Regions from separate parts of the Homo sapiens genome. Here region 1 is linked to region 2. Evidence: chromatin contacts called from ENCODE Hi-C or POLR2A ChIA-PET data. All regions are on one chromosome and are shown on one strand. Each heading gives the region's core, a stretch centred on a gene start or an enhancer-like site at or near the end of the contact. The rest is flanking DNA. Distances are from core to core; before and after follow the strand shown.

Evidence for each region. Hi-C counts contacts between places; a loop is a spot of excess contacts on that map. ChIA-PET counts read pairs that join two places held with the same protein, here RNA polymerase II (POLR2A). Pooled maps may share reads with other maps.
Region 1: POLR2A ChIA-PET joins it to region 2 with 17 read pairs in A673. The contact joins two enhancer-like sites. A Hi-C loop is called at or near these places in 2 of 50 pooled maps. POLR2A ChIA-PET finds 5 or more read pairs at or near these places in 2 of 52 experiments (A673 and WTC11).

What each region holds. Positions count from the first base shown.
Region 1 is chr14:103,030,603-103,033,616 of GRCh38, forward strand. All of the region lies in intron 1 of CDC42BPB (CDC42 binding protein kinase beta), which reads right to left. Among named protein-coding and RNA genes, the nearest start is that of CDC42BPB, 25 kb to the right of the region's middle. Within about 2 kb of position 1,474, at least 11 of the 41 ENCODE cell types and tissues checked have a DNase peak (open chromatin) inside an H3K27ac peak, as active enhancers do.
Region 2 is chr14:102,603,726-102,606,658 of GRCh38, forward strand. All of the region lies in intron 2 of RCOR1 (REST corepressor 1), which reads left to right. Among named protein-coding and RNA genes, the nearest start is that of RCOR1, 13 kb to the left of the region's middle. Within about 2 kb of position 1,491, at least 2 of the 41 ENCODE cell types and tissues checked have a DNase peak (open chromatin) inside an H3K27ac peak, as active enhancers do.

The sequences.
Region 1 (3,014 bases), core at 224-2,723, 430 kb after region 2:
GGAGGATCACTTCGACCTGGGAGGTGGAGGTTGCAGTGAGCCCAGATCCCATCACTGCACTCCAGCCTGGGTGACAGAGGGAGGCTCCATCTCAAAAAAAAGTGTTCAGGGCTGGCTCACACCTATAATCCCAGCACTGTGGGAGCTGAGACAGGTAGATCACTTACGCCTAGATGTTCCAGACCAGCCTAGGCAACATGGCGAAAGCCCGTCTCTACAAAAAAATTCACAAAAATTAGGTCAGTGTGGTGGCATGCACCTACAGTCCCAGCTACTCGAGAGGCTGAGACGGGAGGATGGCTTGAGCCCAGGAGGTGGGAATTGCAGTGAGGCAAGACTGAGCCATTGCACTCCAGCCTGGGTGACACGGTGGCACCCTGTCTCTACACACACACAAAAGTGTTCAGATTGGCTGCCAGACTACCCACCTCCAATATGTCACATATCCAACTGAACCTAAGCATTTCTGAGTTACTTTTTTTTTAATTAAAAAAAATATTTTATGCTGATATTTTTCAGTATTATAAAAACGCCGGCATGAAGGAAATGAAATAAAAAAAGTACATGACCCAGACACCAAGCAGAGAAAGATGGCCAGTGTGCTCCTGTATCGTCATCTTTGGCTCACCATCCCCACGTAAACGCAGTAATAAACAGGAAGGAAGGATGTTTTCACAGAAGACTTGAAAATGTTCTTCTGATTTCATGAAAGTAATTGGTAAGCCAGGAAAACTACCCTTTTCACCAGATGCCTAGAGATGAGACACTAAAATCAACAAATGAAAGAGCTTTCCAAATAATCAATAAAACTTTACGGCAAAGTCAGCAAATGTTTAACATTTTGCAAAAGGACATCTAGCTTTGTGCAGTCTGCATTTCCTTTCACAAGCTACAAGAGCTGTCAAAAATGCTTCTCCTTAAACAAACGCTGCAGTAAAAATACAAGATTTATACTACCAGGGTTTATTTGATTATGAAAATTGTACTTTTCCAGAACGTCTGGCGATTTCCAATTTGGGATGAGCCTGGTATTTCTCTACAGGCGCCCACACGCAGGCCTTTCCCCAGTGCTCTCAGCAGGAAGGGCCTGGGGCTCCCAACAGCACCAAGGCCCAGCCTCTGTGCAGCCTGATGTGCAGGTAGAATGCCCAACCCGTCTGGCTTCTAAGGGCTGGATTCCGGAAACCAACTAAAAAGCTGATGTACCAGAGACTACAGCATCACTCACATGGGTGGACAAGTATCAACTAATTTTTCTGAACTTCAATTAAAAAATCAAAAAGCTTAAGATCACATTTTAAAAAGTTGAGTCCTCACTAATTGTCAACTCCAAAGTGTCTCCAGTGAACAACTACTATAAGACCTGCCTTCTATTATTATTATTATTATTTTTTTTTTTTTAAGAAAAATGCCACAAGCCCAGGGCATCCTCACCCAGCAAGCAGCAGAGGGAGCCAAGAGCACCAGCCGGCGGCCAGCCTTGTGGCCTCAGGGCAGCGGCAGGTGTTTCTGATATGAAGGCCTGGAGAAGCAACACGTATTTCATTCACTTCTCCTTGTCCCCCTCTGCTGTCTCAGAGTGACAGATCCAACCTCTCATGCCCACCCACGAGGACCAAGGAGAAGGGAGGTAATAACGCACTTCTCGGCCTCTCTGCAACCCCGCGTGGGTGCACACTTGGGCCTCAGGCCTCACCAGCTCCTGACTGGAATATACTTTACCACTGCAACATCTGAAATGAAATCAGAAATGCCTATTTTTTTTTACATCGATTGAACCCCCAAATAGTTTATTTCCCACAAAATATACTGGGCCAATAGTATAGGAATGATCTGTCAAATGCCAAATTTGTCCAGCTAGGAAAACACTAGAAACCAGTTAAAACTTTTGAACAGGACAGGACAAATGCCAATTCTTCCACAAATAAACTGCAAAAAAAAAAAAAAAAAAAAAGGAGAGAGAAAGAGCTTACAGATTAAAAGAGATTAAGGAGGTGTACAATCCAAATGCCTATAAAACAAATCCACTTTTTTTTTTTTTTTTTTTTGAGACGGAGTCTCGCTCTGTTACTCAGTCTGGAGTGCAGTGGTGTGATCTAGGCTCATTGCGACCTCTGCCTCCCGGGTTCAAGCAATTCTCCTGCCCCAGCCTCCTGAGTAGCTGGGATTACAGGCATGCAGCACCACGCCTGGCTAATTTTTATATTTTAGTAGTTTCATCATGTTACCCAGGCTGGTCTCGAACTCCTGATGATCCACCTGCCTCAGCCTCCCAAAGTGCTAGGATTACAGGCATAATCCACCGTGCCCGGCCACAAATCCACTTTTTTTAAAAAAAAAAAAAAAGGAAATTTAAACAATGACTATTTTATGATATTGAGAAATTACTGTTATTTTTTAATGTCATATTATTATGGCTATGTTTTTAAAGAAAACCCTCATCTTCTTGAGACACACACTGAAATATTTACAAATGAGATGACAGATTTCTGGGATTTTCCTAAAATAATCCTTTTTGGGGAAAGGGAATAAAAGTGAAATACAACTGACTGTGAGTTGATAACTGTTGAAACTGGTGGTTCATTATTCTATATGCTCTACCTCTTTTTGTTTTATTTTTGTTTTTTTGTTTGTTTTGAGACGGAGTATCGCTCTGTCACCCAGGCTGGAGTGCAGTGGCGCCATCTCTGCTCACTGCAAGCCCCGCCTTCTGGGTTCACGCCATTCTCCTGCCTCAGCCTCCCAAGTAGCTGGGACTACAGGCGCCCACCACCATGCCCAGCTAATTTTTTTGTATTTTTAGTAGAGACGGGGTTTCACTGTGTTAGCCAGGATGGTCTCTATCTCCTGACCTCATGATCCACCCACCTCGGCCTCCCAAAGTGCTGGGATTACAGGTGTAAGCCACCGCACCCAGCTGCTCTACTTCTAAAGGTATCTGAAATTTCCTATTTGAAATTTTAAACTTTGAAATTTGAATAGGAAATATTACCAATTACTATCACTTTTATTAA
Region 2 (2,933 bases), core at 241-2,740:
TCCTCCCACCTCAGCTTCCGAGGTAGCTGGGACTACAGGAGTGTGCCACCACGCCTGGCTAATTTTTGTGTTTTTTTGTAGAGACAGGGTTTCACCATGTTTCCTAGGCTGTTTTGCTGTTTTTCTATAGGGTGTTGGTTTTTATAGGTTTTGGTTTTTTGTATGGATTTGTGTGAGTTCTTTTTATTTATATATTTGGATATTCTTTGTTAGAATTGCACATATGTTTTTTGTTTTTTCTTTAATATTATGTGTGTTGCGGGGAGGAGGATTGAGTTTATTTGACTAGGAAGGGATAAAAATACATTCCTGACTGGAGACTGTACTCAGAGATTGGTCTTGGTGTATACCCCTGATTTCTAAGATGAATGTTACTGAGAATTGACAATTTTTTTTGTTGATTGTTGTGTTTCCACTAAGTTATTCATCTCATTTTGGCCTGCTATTAGCTAGTTGACCCAAATCACAGTGCTGGATGACTTGAAAAGCTCTGATTTAATTTTTGCCTAGTATATAGTTATAGTAGCATATAGGTTAAAGGTTAAAGTTACAGCTTTGATCCTATAATGGTCAGTTAGTTTCCCACGAAAGGTTAAAATGCTATAGACTAAAACTAACAGCTGTCTTAGGGATTTGCCACTCCTTATAAGGCAATGGGTAGTGTGTGGATAGGGAGGTACAACTTGTCATCACTAACAAAACCCTCGAAAGAATGATCTATCCAGGTTGCTTACTCTGTGCCAGGCTAGTTTTAACACACATCAAATCATTTGACCCTCACAACAGTCATATGATGTAAAGTTACTATCTCCATTTTCCAGATGAGGAAACAGAGGCATTGAGAGGCTTAGTCTTATGGTTGAACCTAATAACTTGCCGTGGTAATCCAGTCCGAGAGGCCCTCAGCTGTAAGAGGCACCTTTATTTTATGTTTCAGTAAGAAAGGAAAAGGATCAACAAGATAGACTGTTAATTTTAAGTATTATAAGAATTCTGATTTATAAGTATAATCAGAATTCAATTTAGTGTATTTTAGAGAGGGTCAGCCAGAATCCTCTTTAAGAGAAAACACTTAGGCTGGGTGCAGTTGCTCACTCCTGTAATCCCAGCACTTTGGGAGGCTGAGGCAGGTGGATCTCCCAAGGTCAGGAATTCAAGATCAGCCTGGCCAAAATGGTGAAACCCTGTCTCTACTAAAAATACAAAAAATTAGCCAGGCTATAATCCCAGCATTTTGGGAGGCTGAGGCGCGAGAATTGCCTGAACCTGGGAGGTGGAGCTACAGTGAGCCGAGATCGTGCCACTGCACTCCAGCCTGGGTGACAGAGCAATATTCCATCTCAAAAAAAAAAAAAAAAAAAAAAGGAAAAGAAAAAACACTTAGGAGCAAGACTTTATTGGATCCATTGATTAGTTGTTTCCATGTGGCCCCAGGTGTTGGGGAATTTTATGTTTCGGGTTGCCAGAGCCAACTTGTAGTCCAGTTACATTCCTCTTCTTCCTGGCAGTGAGAACACCGGTGAAATGGGAGGTGGTTAGCTTGGTTGCCTGGGGACAAATTGGACTGAGTTGCTTTATTCCTGCATGTATGTTGAAATAGTCATCTTCACAACTTAGAATATAGTTGGAGTTTTTTTTAGAAGAGCCATTTATTTTGATGGTGTGACTGAAGGCTATACATACAGTCATGTATTGCAAAACAAATGTCATTTTGGTCAAGGACAGTGGTCCCATAAGATTATAATGGAACTAAAAAATTTCTGTCGCCTAGTAACTTCACCTTGTCTATAGTGCAACAGCGTGTAGCATTACTTAGGTGTTTGTGTGGTGTTGGTGTAAACAAACCTACTGCACTGCCAGTCTTACAAAATCTAGCACATGGAGTTATGTATAGTACATAGTACTTGGTAATGACAATAACTGTATTACTGGTTTGTGGATTTACTATGCTATACTTTGTATGGTTATTTTAGAGTGTATTCCTACTTATAAAAATTATCAGTTTGCTGTAAAACAGCCTCAGGCAGGTCCTTCAGGAGGTATTCCAGAAGGAAGGCATTGTTACTCTAGAATATGACACCTCCATGGGTCTTATTGCCTCTGAAGACCTTCCAGTGGGACAAGGAAGGTATGGAGTTGGAAGATGGTGATATTGATGATCCTGACTGTAGGCTAGGCCAATGTGTGTGTCTTTGTGGTTTTTTTTGTTTTTGTTTTTGAAATGGAGTCTCGCTCTGTTGCACAGGCTGGAGTCCAGTGGCATGATCTCGGCTCACTGCAACCTCTGCTTCCCTGCTTCCAGTGATTCTCCTGCCTCAGCCTCGTGAATAGCTGGGATTACAGGTGCGCGCCACCATGCCTGGCTAATTTTTGTATTTTTAGTAGAAATAGGGTTTCATCATATTGGGCAGGCTGGCCTTGAACTCCCGACCTCAAGTGATCTGCCTGCTTCGGCCTCCGAAAGTGCTGGGATTACAGGCATGAGCCACCGTGCCCGGCCTAATTTTTGTATTTTTAGTAGAGACGGGGTTTTGCCATGTTGGCCAGGCTGGTCTTGAACTCCTGACCTCAGGTGATTTGCCTGTCTTGGCCTCCCACAGTGCTGGGATTACAGGTGTGAGCCACTGCACCTGACTGTATTTACACCCATACTCTCCCTGAAGGTTGTAGTTCCTGCCCTGCTTTACTTTTACTGGCATAGAAGCTGCTGGGCTTGGTGTTCTGCTTTCAAACTTAGCGTGGATATAGGGAGTTCAGCGGGGAGGAAGAGAAGAGTAGGTGCTTAACTAGTTTTGATCTTACTCAGTACCAGAGAGTGTTCTGGGAGCTAGTGGTGTCATGTATGTCTGATTTCTTTGAGGGTGGTAGCGTAGTTTTTTGAACCACCAAATCAGGTTTTAAGTTTTTTTTTTTTTTTTGGAGGGGAGATAGGG